Regions from separate parts of the Homo sapiens genome. Here region 1 is linked to region 2. A link is an interaction called in ENCODE POLR2A ChIA-PET data of the cell type or tissue named here. Cell type or tissue: HCT116. All regions are shown on one strand. Links, peaks and the distances in the headings refer to the core of each region. The heading gives the core; the rest is flanking DNA.

Region 1 (5,436 bases), core at 2,458-4,957, 60 kb after region 2:
AACAATTACTGAGTACCCGCGTTGTTCTGGTTGTGTGTGCAGAAAATAGATGAGCTGTAGCGACCTGTTCCCTGCCCTCCCAGTGCTCAGAAATTGTGAACAAACTGCCTTTAGTGAAGTACATAGTTTTACAATTAAGGAGTGGGAAAACTATTTTTGGCAGCAGGAACAGCATGTGCAAAGGTCCTGAGGTTAACATGAGCTTGGCTTGTTGCAGTAGCAGAAAGAAGCCACAGTGTGGAACAGGGTGAGCAGGCTGGAGTAGTGGTTGGTGAGGAAAGAGAGGGGATGGGAACAGCTCGTGTGAGGCCTTGTGGGCCATGGGAGAGGTCTAGTTTTGTTTGTTTGTTTGTTTTTTGTAGAGACGAGGTCTCATTATATTACACAGGCTGGTCTCAAACTCCTGGGGCTCAAGTGATCCTCCTGCCTCAGCCTCCCAAAGTGCTGAGATTAAAGTGAAGTGTGAGCCACTGCTCCTGGCCAGGTTCTAGTTTTTATCCTGAGTGAGATGGGCTCACAGGAGATTTTGAGCAGGGCAGGGAAGTGACCTGACGCAGGATCACAGAATTCTTAGGCTGTCTCTGGGAACAGACTACGGTCAGGGGACAGAGCCAGAGCAGGGAGACCAGAGAAGAGACTGCCATGATGTTACAAATGGGAGATGACAGTGGACAGGACCAGGAGGGGACTGTGGAGTTGGGAAGAGTAGTAGATTCTGGTGGGGTCCTGAGGGTAGAGCCAACAGGATTTGCTGACAGATTGGCTGTGGGGTGAGAGAAGGGGAGGGGTTGAGGATGATGCCATGATTTTTTGCCCCAAGCAACTGGAAGGATGGAAGTGCTGAAACAGCCTCATTGTCTGGAGTATCACCCAAGGTTTGTGGTCTCACAGCCACAGAGAACAAGGACGCAGACACACAAAGAGTGAGGTTAAGAGGGGACATTTAATAGGCGAAAGAAGGAGCTCTCTACTGCAGAGAAGGGTCCCAGAAAAATGGGTTGAAATGCAGGGGGTTCCATGGTGAAATGCAGGGGGCTTTACAGATGAGCTGGTGGGGAGGTGGTATCTGATTTACCTAGGGTGCAAAAGACTGGTTGGACCAGTTGTGCCATTTGCATAGGGCACAAATTTCTGGCTGCCTCCACCCTAAGCTTTTATTGTACAAGCGGGTCCTCTGCCTGAGCTGGCCATGTTGCCCATTCCTTTTCTGTACAACGTGGAAACAATAAATAAATAAATAACTAAATAAAGGGAAGATGGAGCCTCCATGTTGGACATGCGTAGCCCCAGGTATACCTTTTCTATCGGCACATTCCCCCATGCAAGCTTGTAGCTCGATTTTCCAGGCTGCTCTTTGTTAGAAAAGAAATTATTTTGGGGGCTGCTTTCCGTTAGAAAGGAAACTCTGCCGAGGACTCTGTTGCCCTTACTCTCTGCCTAAATAATTTTTTTCTACCTCTTGTATCAGTGCCATCAACCAAGTTAGGGGACAGTCAGTGTTGGCTCAGAAGGACAGGGATCTTAGGCTTTACTGCCAGTGCCTAGAACAGAGCCACTTACTACAGCCTTGCTGAATGGACAAGTAGGAATCCTTGGGGAGGCACTCGTTTGCAAAAACAGGCCTGTAGTTGAATACATGAGCCAAGGGCGTAGAGACGGGGCCTGGGCCATGTCCAAAGTGGGGACACGTGAGCATCATCAGCAGGTGGATGGTGTTTACAGCCGCAGACTGGATGAGTTCTGGGGAGGTCGGCTTGGGGTGAAGCTGGCAGCCATGATGGTCTCACCTCGTGGAAAGGTGGTCTGGCATTCTATCTGGGACAGGTTCAATTTGGGGGTTAGAGCTTTCTGGTCGGGGGGAATGTTAAGTCAGCAGTAGGTACAGGTGGAAAGGGTCTGGCCTGGAGACAGAGACAGGAAGGAGATAGGGATAGAGAGATAGAGAGGGAGAGGCAGGGACAGAGGTGAGAGAGATAGAGAGACAAAGACAGACAAAACCAAAAACAGGGACAGAGAGAGACAGAGAGGAGAGAGAGAATCAAAGACACAGAGGAGACAGATGACGGGGGACAGAAAAATGAGGAGGAATTTGCAGTGAGATTCTGCAGAGCAGGGAGGAGGGGGCAAGTGCAGAACTCAAGTCTAGACAGACGTCTTGGGGGCATGGCCCTGGGTGGCTGGGCCCACTCCAGACCTCTGTCTCCCCACTCCTAGGCCATGCTGCACCAGGAGGGCCACATGGACGACGCACTGTCGCTGACCCGCTGCCAGCAGGAGGAGTCCCAGGCCGCCCGCATGATCCACAGCACCAATGGCCTATACAACCAGTTCATCAAGTGAGCAACCTGCCCTCCCTGCTGGGGTGACTCCTGTGCTGTCCCATGCTCCGGGCATCCATACACTTGGCCTCTTTCATCTCTACCTCTGTTGCCCACACCCTTGTCTAACATATACATGGGCCAAGCGCAGTGGCTCACACCTGTAATCCCAAGACTTTGGGAGGGCAAGGCATGAGGATCGCTTGGGCCCAGGAGCTTGAGACCAGCCTGGGCAGCATAGGGAGACCCCGCCTCTACCAAAAAAAAAAAAAAAAAAAAAAAAATTAGGCTGGGCACAGTGGCTCATGCCTGTAATCCTAGCACTTTGAGAGGCTGAGGCGGGCAGATCGCTTGAGCCCAGGAGTTCGAGACCAGCCTGAGCAATATAGTGAAACCCTGTCTCTATAAAAAAAATAACAAAATATTGGCCAGGTGTGGTGGCACGTGCCTGTAGTCCCAGCTGCATGGGAAGCTGAGGAAGGAGGATTGCTTGAGCCGAGGGGGCAGAGGCTGCAGTGAGCCACTATACTCCAGCTTCACTGACAGAGCGAGACCCTTCTCAAAAAATAATAACAATAATATACACATGACCCCTAACCTCTAAACTCCTGACCTCTGTACACTTGACCCCTAATCTGACCTTGACAACCATGATCACATTCCTGATCATCACCCAACTTTCACACCCCTGACACCCAGAGCCTGGACCCTGGACCTCTCCATCCCTGAGTTCCGGGACCCCCCTGTACCTACACAGGAGCGAGTCCCAGTCCCAGCTCTGCCCTTGGCCATTGTGTGACCTCGGACAAATGCTTTTCCCTCTCTGCGTCTCGGTCTCCCTCTCTGTAAAACGGGTGGGTCTGGGGGAGTCTTGCGGGAGTGAGGTTGCGGCAGTGACGTTGCGGCAGTTAGCGCTCCCAGCCGTGGCTGACAGCTGCGAGGTCCCTGTAGGAGCCTGGACAGCTTCAGCGGGAAGCCACGGGGCTCGGGGCCACCCGCTGGCACGGCGCTGCCCATCGAGGGCGTTATCCTGAGCCTGCAGGACCTCATCATCTACTTCGAGCCTCCCTCCGAGGACTTGCAGCACGAGGAGAAGCAGAGCAAGCTGCGAAGCCTGCGCAACCGCCAGAGCCTCTTCCAGGAGGAGGTGAGGACGTGGCGAGGGCGGAGCGGGGCCTGTGGGCCCAGGGGGCGGGACCACTGAGGGGCGGGGCCACGGCGCTGGGCGGGGCAGGGCCTGAGGGACCTGGGGAAGTAGGGTCTGAGAAGGGGGCGGGGCAGGAGAAGGAGCCGGACAGGAACCCCAGCCAGTGAGAACACGATGGGGCGGGGCCTTGGGAGGGGCGGGCCTGCTGTGCTGGTGGGCAGGACCTTTGGGAAGGGGCAGGGCGTATGGCCGACCAGGGGGCGGGGCCTGGAGAGAAGGATGGAATAAAAGAGCTGAGGGGCGGGGCCTATGTGAAGCTCAGGTATAGGGTGAGGCCTGGGGAGGTGAGGCCAGGAGTGGGGCCAGAGGTCAGAGGTAGGGCTGCCGACTCAGCGGGCGGGGTCTGCTGGCGCGGGGTCTGTGGGGTGGGCGGACAGAATCAGTGTGGGGTATGGGAGGTGCCGAGGCAGAAATAGATCTTTGGGCATTAGGGAGGGGAGGCCAGCTGTGAACAAAACAGAAAAAAATCTCTGTCCTTATGGAGTTGACATGGCGGGGAGAGACAGGAGATCAATAAAATAAATAAGTAAATTGTATGGCATATTAGATGGTAATAACTGTTAAAGAGAAAAATTCAGCAGGTAAGGGGTAGGGAGTGTTGGGGTTTTGCAGTTTAAGACAGAGCTGTCAGACAGGGTGACCTGGAGGAAGAGAGGAAGCCATGTGCAAAGGCCATGAGGTGGGCGGGTGTTTGGCATGTTCCAGAAACAGTCAGGTGGTGATTGGAGCAGGGAGGCTTGGGTGGGGGAGTGGGAGGAAATGAGGGCAGAGAGGTGACGAGGGCCAGGCCTTGGTGAGGACTTTGGCTTTGGGAGCCACAGGAGGTTTTGGTCCTCTACAGTCACAGCTAGTTAGTGGCAGAGCCGGTCAGTGTGATGCCACTTTGGTTGTGCTCTCCACTTTGAGGCACTGCTCCTCTCACTACTGATCTAGGCCCCAGGATGCAGATACAACAATTGTTTTGTTTTGTCTTGTTTTTTGAAACAGAGTCTCTCTCTGTCACCCAGGCTGGAGTGCAGTGGTGTGATCTTGGCTCACTGCAACCTCCACCTCCCAGGTTCAAATGATTCTCCTGCCTCCTCAGCCTCCCAAGTAGCTGAAACTACAGGTGTGAGCCACCACGCCTGGCTAATTTTTGTATTTTTAGTAGAGATGGGGTTTCGCCATGTTGGCCAGGCTCGTCTCAAACTCCTGACCTCAGGTGATCCACCCGCCTCCACCTCCCAAAGAGCTGGGATTACAGGCGTGAGCCACTGCACCCAGACAGTTTTGTCCTTTTTGTTGATTTCACTGTTTATAATGTCTCCCAAGTGTAGTGCTGAAGTGCTGTCTAGCTTTCCTAAGTGCAAGAAAGCTATGATGTGCCTTACTGAGAAAATATGTGTTAGATAAGCTTAATTAAGGCATGAGTTATAGTACTGTTGGCTGTGAATTTAATGTTAATGACTCAACAATATATATTAAATAACTGTCTTTAAACAGAAACATAAAAAACAAGGTTATGTAATAAGTGGTTGATGAAAATACTGTCACAGACTCTCAGGGACTCCCTGTATTTCCCCTAGAAGCAGTGGTTCAGTATTTGATAATTCAGTCTTCATAATCACTTTATAGAACATAACTATGAATAATGAGAATTGATTGTATATGTTTTATGTACTTTTCTGTATGTATATTATGATTCACAATGAAATAAGAAAAAATATTAAAATGTAAAAAAAAAAAGAAAAGAAAAGATAAAGTGAGAAAAATCTTTCTGATGGTTGGTGTGGAGAATGAACTGGGCCTCTCCAGTTGGTGGGAGTGGGGTTCCAGTTGGATGGTTGGTGGGAGTGGGGTTCCTGGAAGTGAGTAGGATGGAGAGAAAAGTGCAGGAAGGGGAAGTATAAACTCAGTCCTGGTGTTAATAAG
Region 2 (10,914 bases), core at 8,273-10,772:
ACCACCATTCCCTCCACAGAACTGGCCAAACAGGTCATCGAGTATGCCCGGCAGCTGGAGATGATCGTCTGAGCCCCCCGGGCACTGGGTGGGGCAGGGCACGAGTTATTTAAAACAGTTACACTGCAGGGTTTCGCCCAATAAAGGTGGACTGACATTCCCTCTTCCAGGCCCTTGTCTCCCCAGTTGGGACGGCAGAGAGACAAGTTCTTATATCTGAAGAACTTGGAGGTTTTGGGGCATTCAGGAGTTGGAGATAGCCTCCAACTGGGTCAGCCTCTGTCTGGTGGGCATTGCTCAGGGTCTCAAACATGGACGCCCACTGTGGGGCCCCAGCAGCACTGTGGCCTGCAGGAGGGCATGGCCCCAGGTAGGGGGACTGTTCTAGCCAGCTGTGGACACATAGGAATGCTGGACCAGGGTACCAGATTTTTTCAACAAAGGGGGTGAAGTGTCCTACTAAAAAGAATAAATGTTGGCAGTGAATTAAACAATTTTTCAAATGACATGTGAAATGGAACCCATCTGTAGGCTGCCAGTTTGGGCTCTTTGTGGAACAAAAGGTGTGGGCCCTGGTGTGGGCTTGTGGGTCCCACCCTCCCTGAGCCAGCATGTGATTGAGGACCTCCCCGCACACCCCCCAGCCTAGGTTTCCTGCCTTGAAATTCTTGGGAAGGTGTTCAAGGCGCAGGGTCCAAATCTGGCTGAATCCCTTGTGGGATGTGGAAATTTCACAAGTCTTCCAGAGTTAGTTTTCCCAACTGTGAAATGGGAATGATCACTCCTTTGCAAAGTGGTTTGTGCTGAGCCTGTGAGCTTGGTACCAGGTTAGCTCAGAATTGGGGCTTATGGATTAAGGGGAATCAGATCCCCCCCGCCCTGGACCCATCAGTCTGGGTGCTGGGTGAATGGAACCTCAGTTACTGCTGCTCTGGTCCAGCTTCACGATTGTTTCCAAGATGTGCTTTAATGGCGATCCTGCCCTGCTGCACCCTACCCACTGCCTTGGCGAGTGATTGACAGGCTGCTGGCATCTGGATTGGTTATTTTATTGGCATGGAGGGGAAGGTGGAGGGTGTTGAGCCGACTACACTCAGTTGGAATGGGTGGCCTGCAAGTCGTAGTGCTCCAGCTTGGCCACCAGAGAGCCGGACAGCTTGATGGTGGCAACCCAGGGTGGCTCGCCCAGGTGGTTGGTGGATGTGCTCAGCCTAGTGGGGGAGGGTAGAGTCAGCAAAGCCCAGCAATGGGACCAGGCCTCTAGCCCTTCTAGGGCCTCCCTGTCCCCATATGAATAGGGAAGCTTCTGAAGGCTATATTGGAATATCCCAAAGGCAGTTTAGGGCAGGGCTGTGGCCACTTAATAGGAAAGGGAGCTGAGGGCTGGCGAGTGTCCCAGCTAAGCTTCAAGAGGTCCAGGGCAGTCTCCCAGTGGTTCAGCACTCCCAGGAGTCAGTATCAGACCCCAGTGGCCAGATCTGGTGATTCAGTGTGGGTAGGGGGTGGCTGGAGGATGCATTGTCCCCCTGGATGTGGGACTCAGGAGGAGCCTCCCCAGCACAAGGGCTGGGACATCAGTGCCCTCTGGCGGCTGAAGCCTTGAGTCCCAGAGTCAGGAGAAGTCCTCAGAGGCTAGAGGGGTCAGGAGTCCAGGGCTGCCCCTGTGCCCAGTAAAGTTGGAGGCGTGCATCTACCCCCATTTAGTTCCAGGAAGACAGTCATCCCCTCACCCCCATCCCTGAGTGGCCTCGGACGTGGTCCTCCTTGATACCCTCAGGGACAGGGTCAAGGCAGTGTATAGGGTCAGGCCAGCTGGGACCAGCCTCCCTCTCTAATGGCTCCAAGAGAGGTACAGGAGGGCCAAGAGTCCACTTAGGGATTGGATGCCATAGGGCTGGGCCAGGGTGTCCCCCTTTCCCCGTCAAAGGTCAGCATGGGATCATGGGTCCTCTTGGTCCTGAAGGGTGGGAGCTCAGCTAGGTTTGAGATGTGGCAGAGATGAAGGCCACGGGTCATTCTAGGGTCAGGAAGCCAAAGGGCTGAGTAGGACTCTATCCAGCAGTCTGGGGTTCGGCACCCTCCTGTCCCTTCTCCCCTCTCACCAGGCAGAGACGTTGCGTGGCAGGCGGCGATGGCGTGGCTGGTGGTGGCAGTAACACTTGCAGGGACAGGAGTTAAGCACCTGGAAGGGCAGCCAGTGGCGCGCAGCGCGGGTGTTAGCTGCCCCAGTCTGAGAGGCCCCGCTGCCACCACCCCCTCCACCACTGCTGTCAGGCACGGTAGCTGTAGCTCGTTCGCGAGGACCATCTCCATGCAAGCCATCCTTACGGGTCGCGCCCCGGGCTGCACGGGAACCCTTGTTCCTGCGCGTGCGGGTCTTGATGGGCGCAGCCGCGGGTGCGGGCGCGGACACAGGCGGCGAGGGCTCAGCCACGGTGGGAGCTGGAGCCGGGGATGGGGCCGGGGCCTGGTCGGCGGCTAAGGCTGGGGGCAGAGCAGGGGCTGCGGTGGGAGCCAGGGCTGACTCCTTGTGGCCCAGACCCGGGGTGAGCGGGGGAGCCACCGGCAGCGGCGTTGGCTGGAGCGCTGGTGGCTGCAGTGTGGGCGGCGGTGTGGGCGGTGGCAGCGGTGGTAACTCCTGCAGGCCTGGAGGCCCCGGGCGCATGGGCTCGCCATTGGTGGGTGCTGGGAAGATGAACGTAGGCGGCGCCAGCAGGGCAGGTGCGGGCCTCCGGGGCCCGGGAGCTGAGTGTATCTGCTCTGGTGGTGGCGGAGGGGAGCCCCAAGGCCCAGAGAGTGCGGCCGCACGCCGTCGCGGCGCCCCGATGCCTCCGCCAGCCCCGTTGAAGCGGAAGTGGCGTTCAGGGCCGTCGGGAGCGCTAACCCAGTCGAATTTGGGCTTCGAGCCTGGGAAGGTGGTGTAGGGTGGCGGCGGTAGGGCCCGGGCTTGGGACGCAGGCGCCGAGGGAGGACCAGAGCACCCTTCGCCGTCTCCATCACCTCCCTCGGCTTCCTGTGCCCCTCGAGAAACCTCTCCCAAGGGGCGAGCGGCTCCAGGAGGCAGGGGCCCTTGCTTCAGGACCTCGGCGTAAGAGATGGCACCTGAGGCAGCAAAGAGGCCGCCGCCTCCGCCGCCCCCCAGCGAAGCTTTGGCTGCTAAGGAACTCGAGGCTGCCGGAGGGGCCAAAGAGGGCCTCGACTTGAAGGTGATTTTACACAGCAGGCTCAGACCGGACTCGGAATCCGCAGGCTGGGCCATTTCGCCTTCGCCCGCATGGGGAGGCGCCCCTCCGCGAGCCCTGCCGGCCGTCTGGCCCTGGTTGCGGGGCCCAGCCTGGCTTTCTGTCGGGGGTGAGGCGGGTGTGGCCAGAGCAGGAGTGATTCTGCGGTCCGCCGGCTGCCGTTCAGAAGGTAATGGTGGTGGCGGCTTCCAAGTCTCCAGGGGCGGCGGAAATTGGGATGGGGCCCTCGGGACAGTGTCCTTCACGGATAGTTGCCGGGGCGGCGGCGGCGGCTTCAGCGGGCGGAGGCTCGGAGGGTCGCCCTGGCCGCGATGGCTCGCCTCCAGCAGGCGGCGGATCCGGGGAACTGGAGTGCCCGCGGGCTTTTGCCATTTAGACGGGCCGGGCAGCAGAGTCCCCGCGGGGGCCGGGGGTGGTGCAGAGACCGCGGCCGCCTCTTCAGGAGGGGGCATCACTGGAGAGGGCCGTTCTAAGGTGAGGGGCAGGGTCGAGGGTGAGGCCTGGGGCTCCCGGGGTACCATGAGTCCCGGGGGTGTGGCGCTGCCAGGGAACCAGACACCCAGCCCACGAGTCAGGCGCATGGCCTGGGAGGTCATCTCGGGCTCCACCAGGGACGTCCGGCGGGAGTCGGGGGCGCGGTCCGAGGGCTGCACTTTTCGGGAGCCCCCGCCCGCGGATGGCTCCGACTGCAAGTTCCCCATTTCTGACGGAGCTCGGAGACTAGTCAGAAAAATTTACTCCAGTCAGCCTGCCAGGGCCGTGGGGACCCTACGAGGCTGGCTGTACTTGATCTAATGCGTCCGCACCGGCCCCGCCCCTGTTCTCCAAGATCCGATCAGGCCCAAGTCCTTAGGTCGCACTCCTGTTCCCCGACCTTCGACACTCACGCCTTCTTGCCCATGTCCCCAACACAGCTGCTGTTAAGATACTTCACTACCAGCCCCATTATGTACTAAGGTTCCATGCCTGTCCCCTTGGCTGGTCATGCTGATCCCTCAGTCCTCTCCTCTAACTCTCCGACTCCCCGCCTCTCTCTAGAGCACCTGGGTCCCGCCCTCTTCCCAGGCAGGGGCAGATCCTCAGGCCTCACCCCTAAACCTCTTCCCGCTCCAGGTCTACTAGCTGGCATCCACAGTCAAGCTCCACCCCTGTCCCCAAGCTCCGCCCTGGCCCCGCCTCCCCCCAGAGGAACCCACTCACCGAGTCCTCCAGCCGAGCAGAGTTCAGACCGCGGCGCCCTGGGCCCGGGGCAGGGCAGGGAACTGCCGTAGCAGAAAATAACCGAAAAGAACGGGGGTGCGGGTGAAGGCAAGTGGGCGAGACAACTAGGGCGGACCCCGAGATGTAGGCCCCGCCCCCGGAGCTCGAGGCCCCGCCCTCCTGCGAGCCCGCGGGAGCCCGGCCCCTTACGAACCTAGGTCTCCCCTTGAAATACTCCGAGGTCTTGTTCCTCGCCCCCAGGCCTTCTGGTTCTAAGCTCCACCCCTTTGGGTTGTTCTCCTTAGCCCCTCCCCTTTAGAATGTCCCGCCCCTCTCATTCCCTCCCGAGGCCCCGCCCACGCGAACACCGATGCGTCGCTCCTCCCCTTTGGACCTCTCATCTGCCCCGCCCCTAAGGCAATTTACCTCTAAGCTCCGCCTTTTTAAGACCCGGCAACATCGCTTCTCAAGACCCTCTCCTTCCCCCCGGGCGCCGAGAAGGCCCATCCACCGTGGGCCCGCCCCTTCGTGACGCACGCACTAGTCCTCGCCTGCAGCATCCAAACCTCCTTATACCCAGGCCCTCCAACCCCACCCACTTGTGAAGGCTCCCCTCTCGCCCCACCCCTTATCGAACTCTGCCAGGCACCCAAGCCACAGCGTAGACCACCACCTCTTTAGAACCTTGAGACCAGTCCCTGTCCCTGCCCCGTCCCCTCCTCATAGCATTAGAGACCAATGGCGCAGATGGGTGGAAAAGTGGGGGATCCCCTCTGGATCTTAAGAAAATGGGGGCTGGGGGGTTGCTCTCTGGAGCTAGTGCCGGGCTCTAGGACCCAGCAGGCAAGTAAGCCCGCCTCGCTCTTACCCCTCCCCCAAGCCGCCCCTTCCCCCCCCACCCGTCTTCCAGGTTCCCCCTCCCTCCCCCCTCGCCCCGGCTCCCGGTGCCCGTCTCCAGCGCCGCCGGAGCCAGCCAGGGAGCCGGAACGAAAAGGAGGAGGAGGAGGCCGCGTCGCCGCCGCTCGGAGCCCGGCCGGAGCCTCGCAGGCAGGTGCCGAGGGGGGCGAGGGGGCGGGGGCTGACAGACTGCCTGCCCCGATGAGGGGGCGGCCGTGACCGCGCTGCGCCTTCTGCCCACCCAGGCGCCCCCAAGGCCCCGGCTAGGAGGACTAGAGAGTGGGGACCCCCCAAACTGCGCGGCAGCCATTCAGGGTACCAGTCTTCATTTGTGGGGTCTGGACTTTCTCCGAGGATGCCCCATTCACAAAATTCCGTCCTGGACCCTCACCGTTGAGGAACGCTGAGGACCACTCCCCCCGGGGGACACAGGATGTGTGGGGAGCGTAGGCCACCCTGAAATGCCAGTGCCCCATTCCAGCTAGGCCCTGGGGGGACCCCTGCTCTCATTCCCTGCTTCACCTGTTGTCGGGGGAGGCGGGCGGACAAAGGAAGCAGCGTCACGTGACTGCTCATTCACAAAATCCCATCCCATTGAGAAAAGGGGGCTGGGGGCGCTGCAGCCGCCCCTTCCCCTCCTGAAGGGCCCGGGAAACCCAGCAGCCTGCAGGTGGGGGAGGGGGCTAGAGCTCGTCCGGGTCCCTAAGGTTGGGACGCCAGGGTCCCTGTGCTGGATGGCAGTGAAGGGCTGGACACTGATCCCGATTACTGGGCGGAGGGCTACGTCCTCTGAGCTGGGGGGCGGGGTAAAATGGTTCTGAAGGATGCTGGGGCTGGGGGGCGGGAAGGGAAGAGGGAGGAAGGATCAATCTGCCCCCCCATCCCATCTTTCCCCCCTGGCTTCCCTCGGCTGGGGCCTGGGGGAGCAGCCTTGATTTTTGTGAATGAAATGCTCTCTGGATGTGTCTTCGGTCGCCCGTTTCTGACTTCCTCTGCCTCCGTCTCCCTCTGAGCCTCTCTTTCTGGCCATTTCTGGTTCTCTCCCTGTTCCCTGCCCATCTCCCGTTGCTGGGTGACTCAGTGAGCTTTGCATCCGGTCTCATTCATAAATCCGGGAAGGGGTGGGTGGGGGGGAAAGAGCCTGGGTTTCTCACCCAGCCTGTGGCCTGGACGACAGGGTGCGGAGGCAGGGTTGGGAGAACAGGAGCTGAGTTGATGGGCCCAGAGAAAATATATATGCGCAGGCACCCAGCTGTGAGGGGGAGCACTGGGTGGGGCTGTGGGTATGTGCTGAGGGAGGAGAAGGGGGTGATAGGGATAAGCAGGAGGGGGAGGGAAGGGCAACACCAGGGCTATGGGGGTGGGGACGGAGAGATGGGGGAAAGGTGGGTACAGAGAGAAAGGGCAGACATGGAGAAGAAGATAGAGGTGAGAGAGAAGAGATGGCATGAGGAAGAAAGGAGCTGTGTGGAAGACGGTGGCCATGGGGTTGAAGGTGGGTATTGCTAGCTTAGGGTGCAGTGGACCTGGACGTGAGAGATGAAGTTGGAGGGGAGATGAGGGTTGAGGGAACATTCCATGGGAGAGCAGGGTTTGAGCTCATGACTGTGTTGTCCCTGTCCTTCCCCCCACCTCCTGCAGGTACATGGTGCGGGTCCGAGCTGTGGTGATGGCCCGAGATGACTCCAGTGGGGGCTGGCTGCCTGTGGGGGGCGGGGGCCTCAGCCAGGTGAGCGTGTGTCGGGTCCGAGGGGCCAGGCCCGAGGGGGGGGCCCGCCAGGGGCACTACGTCATCCACGGGGAACGCCTCCGGGACCAGAAAGTGAGCCACCCTGGGGCATGCGGGGAGGGTAGGGACCTGGGGAGGGAGGGGAGAGGGGCTGGCATGTGGAGCAGAGGTCAGGTTGCCTCCCAGCCTAGGAATCAAGCTGGGGTGTGAAGTTTGGGAGTGAATATCTGTCCTGTAGATAAGAGTTGGGAATTGCAGGATACATGGGGTGTTTGGAGGGTCCTGTCCACTGCCACTTCCAGCCAGACTATCCTCGCTGTCTCCCTGTACTGCTCCTCCTCCCCGCTCCAACCCCAGGCTGTTCCACAGGGGGCACTGCCCCCCCCCCCCCGCCCCGACTCACACCATGTCCCTCCTCTGCTCAAAACCCTCCATCTTGCTCAGAGATCCTTGCCACGAGGCCCTACACCACCTGGCCCCTGTCTGCCCTAAGTATAGTGAAGCATTTGCTGGGGTCCATTTGAAAGTGTCAGAGATGGTTGACAATTCTATACATGGGTTCATCAGGAATAACTGGGCTGTCGGGCACAATGTGGAGGGACAGTGTTGAATCAGTTTCAGCTAGGGATGTAGTAGAAAGATATGGATTGTGTGAAAGGCTTGGGGGAAAGGTTTTTTTTTTGGAGCAGGAGTCAGTGGAGGGATTTGAAATGGAGTGAAGGAATATGGTGATACTAGGCAAGGATTTGAGGGAACATCAATAGGGTGTTGGCTAGCATCTGAAGGGGAATCTGTGGAAGTCTGATAAGACTGTTTTGGAGTAAGTGCTGGCTGGGTACAGTGCCTATAATCCCAGCCACTCATGAGTCTGAGGCCGGAGGAATGCTTGAGTCCAGAGTTTGAGACCAGCCTGAGCAACACAGAGAGAGCTCATCTGGAAAAAAAAAAAAAAAAAGAGAGAGAGAATATTTTTTGGGTAAAGTTTCCAGAGATTATTATCAGAAGAGGATTCACAATAATATTGTGAGATGTTCAGTAAAGTCTGGGAAGTATTGTTGAGCCAGAGGGGGGATGTTGGGTTATCAGAAAGGGGTTAACAATGTTTTGGGCCATTCAGCAAGATTCGGGGTTTCTACAGGGGCATCAGAGGGAGGTATTAGGAAAATGTAGGGATCAAGGGGTTGGGAAAATATTTGAGCATCAGAGGTGTGTTCAGTAAAATTGGGCGTAGCTGGGTGTGGGGGTTCATGCCTGTAATCCCAGCACTTTGGGAGGCTGAGGCAGGAGGATCACTTGAGACTGGGAGGTTGATTCCGTAGTGAGCCCTGATCACACCACTGCACTCCAGCCTGGGTGACAGAGTAAGACTGTTTCAAAAAACAAAACAAGTAAAACTGGGGAGTCGTATCAGTGTTGATCAGAGTTCAGGGTTACACTTAGGGTTGGGAAATGAGGTTTGTGAGAAGACACTAGGGTATGCATGGGGGCTGGTGATGGACGAGACGTCACAGGCATGTCTGGGTTGGGGTATCTGACCCTGCTTTCCTTCTGCCCCTCAGACAACCTTGGAGTGTACACTGAAGCCAGGCTTGGTTTACAACAAGGTGAATCCCATCTTTCACCACTGGAGCCTGGGTGACTGCAAGTTTGGACTGACGTTTCAGAGCCCTGCAGAGGCTGATGAGTTCCAGAAGAGCCTGCTGGCTGCGCTGGCCGCACTGGGTCGAGGTGAGCAGCCCAGGTGATGTGCACTGTGGGCTGGCCTGGGAGCGGGAGGAGAAGCTGGGCTCAAGGAACTCACTCTCTGCCTCTCTCCCTGCCCCAGGCTCACTCACCCCCTCCTCCTCCTCCTCCTCCTCCTCTCCTTCCCAGGATACTGCAGAGACCCCCTGCCCTCTGACGGTGAGTGTCCAGGATGCCTCTCTGCTGGGGGAGGGTAGGGGTTTTGTTTTTATTCTATGAACATTCTTGAGCACCTACTGTGTAGCAGGCACCATGCCACACACCGGGTACACAAAATTGGGCCGGAACTATGAGTGTCAATTCAATCCCAGTTATTCTAGTCTTTCTGCCCTGTCATGATTCACACGTTCATTCAAGGGTCCTTATTGTGTACCTTCTGTATACCAGGCAGTGCTTTAGGCACTGGGTTACATCAGTGAACAAAAAGTTCCTTTCCTCCTGGAGCTTCTATTCTAGTGTGGAAAGGCAGAAAATTAAAAAAAATATATATATAAACAATAAAAATGAATAAATATTGAAAGTAAATGGATGAACAAATTATTGACAACCCCATGCTTCCAGTTACTCAGGCTCTAAATCTTGGAGTCATCCCTGACTCCTTATCTTTTATGCGTCTCATCTCATCTGTCAGCAAATATTGGTTCTACTTTCCAAATCATCACAATCTGCCTCCAACCTGGTACCATCCAAACTCATCTCCCAACTGGACCATCTCAATAGCTTCTCACTGTCAACTCCTTCCCTCCTGCCCCCACACATAGCCAGAGGATCCCTATCAACGGCTGAGTCAGATCATGCCCCTCCCACACTCAGAAGCCTCCCAGGGCTCCAACTCACTCAAGTAAAGGACAAAGTCCTTACAGTGGCATATGAGATCCCATGCCATGTGGCCCTGTGTGTCTGGCCCCCTCACTTACTCGGCTTCGGCCACATGGCCTCTTCACTCTTATTCTAACGTGGCAGGCACAGCCCTGCCCCAGCGCCTTTGCACTGGCTGTTGCCTGGAACACTCTTTCCCAGATTTCCTTGTGGCTCATTCCCTTGTTTCTTTCAAGGCTTTATACAAATATCATCTTCTCAGGGAGGGCCTCCCTGAGTATTTAAACTTAAGTATTCCATTTAAAATTGCAATCTGCCAATGCCCCTTGTCTAGTGCTAAATTTTTCCCATGTTCTAAGGCATTTTCCTTATTTCCTTTCTGAAAATACTATTATCTTTTTTTTTTTTTTTTTTTTTGAGACGGAATCTTGCACTGTTGCCCAGGCTGGAGTGCAGGGGCACGATCTTGGCTCACTGCAACCTCCACCTCCCAGGTTCAAGGGATTCTTCTGCCTCAGTCTCCCAAACAGCTGGGATTACAGGCACCCAGCTATTTTTTTTGTATTTTTAGTAGAGACGGGATTTCACTATGTTGGTCAGGCTGATCTCAAACTCCTGACCTTGTGATCTGCCCGCTTTGGCCTCCCAAATTGCTGGGATTACAGGTGTATTTCCCGGCCTATTTTCTTATCTATTAGTTTACGGTCTATCTCCCATGCTAGAATGTCAGCTCCAGGCCGGCAAGGATCTTTTGTTCGTTTCTTGCTGTGTCTCCAATGCCTGAAACAGTGCCTGGCACACAGTAAGTGTTTAGTAAATATGTGTTGAATAAACGGAATGAATGAATGCACATAATATCGGGTGCAATTTGGCACTTGCTGGAAACCTTGGGAGTTGCCTAAAACACCTGGAGGAACAAAACTGATTCCCTGGGCAGAAAAGGGGAGGGTTCCAGGGTCATGGGAGATGAAGTGGGGCCACAACAGTTGCAGACAGTTCCCATCCATGGAGCACTTACCCGGGAAAGATGCTCTGCTGTCCAGGCCCCCTCTGGAATCTGCACAGTGGTCTTCGTGAGTCTGGCACGTCGTGGGTGCTCAATGAATGTCTATTGAAGGCAGTGTGCAGATAAGGTAGGAGTTATGTCCAAGTGGCAGAAAGGAAGCTAAGGGTCTGAGAAGTCGTTTCAGCTAGTTTCAGAACAGAGGCTGGTTTGCATGGGAAGGGGAGCACTCGGAGTGGGCGGGACTGCCCCAATAACAGTGTGGGGCTGGGAGTGAGAGA

Evidence for each region. ChIA-PET counts read pairs that join two places held together with the same protein. Peaks named below come from ENCODE experiments on the same cell type or tissue, not always from the same donor. Only the 100,000 strongest peaks of a DNase experiment are listed, where the experiment ranks them.
Region 1: POLR2A ChIA-PET joins it to region 2 with 5 read pairs; 7 of 35 experiments call an interaction of 5 or more read pairs at or near these places.

The regions. Positions count from the first base shown.
Region 1 is chr19:38,449,550-38,454,985 of GRCh38, forward strand. RYR1 (ryanodine receptor 1) reads left to right here. Exons shown (of 106, transcript NM_000540.3): 12 at 2,215-2,336; 13 at 3,270-3,465. Among named protein-coding and RNA genes, the nearest start is that of RYR1, 19 kb to the left of the region's middle. RefSeq lists an enhancer at 3,238-3,765. In HCT116, for the core only: no CTCF peak of the experiment used is centred there; a DNase peak (open chromatin) is centred at 3,612.
Region 2 is chr19:38,383,319-38,394,232 of GRCh38, forward strand. It overlaps SPRED3 (sprouty related EVH1 domain containing 3), which reads left to right and starts at 5,379. Exons shown (of 6, transcript NM_001394336.1): 1 at 5,379-5,489; 2 at 6,981-7,161; 3 at 8,628-8,796; 4 at 8,894-8,970. The coding sequence starts at 6,985. It overlaps PSMD8 (proteasome 26S subunit, non-ATPase 8), which reads left to right. Exons shown (of 7, transcript NM_002812.5): 7 at 1-506. The coding sequence ends at 72. GGN (gametogenetin) reads right to left here and starts at 4,716. Exons shown (of 4, transcript NM_152657.4): 1 at 4,657-4,716; 2 at 4,443-4,504; 3 at 2,103-3,962; 4 at 949-1,211. The coding sequence starts at 3,943. The coding sequence ends at 1,094. RefSeq lists silencers at 4,512-4,751, 6,211-6,505. In HCT116, for the core only: no CTCF peak of the experiment used is centred there; no DNase peak of the experiment used is centred there.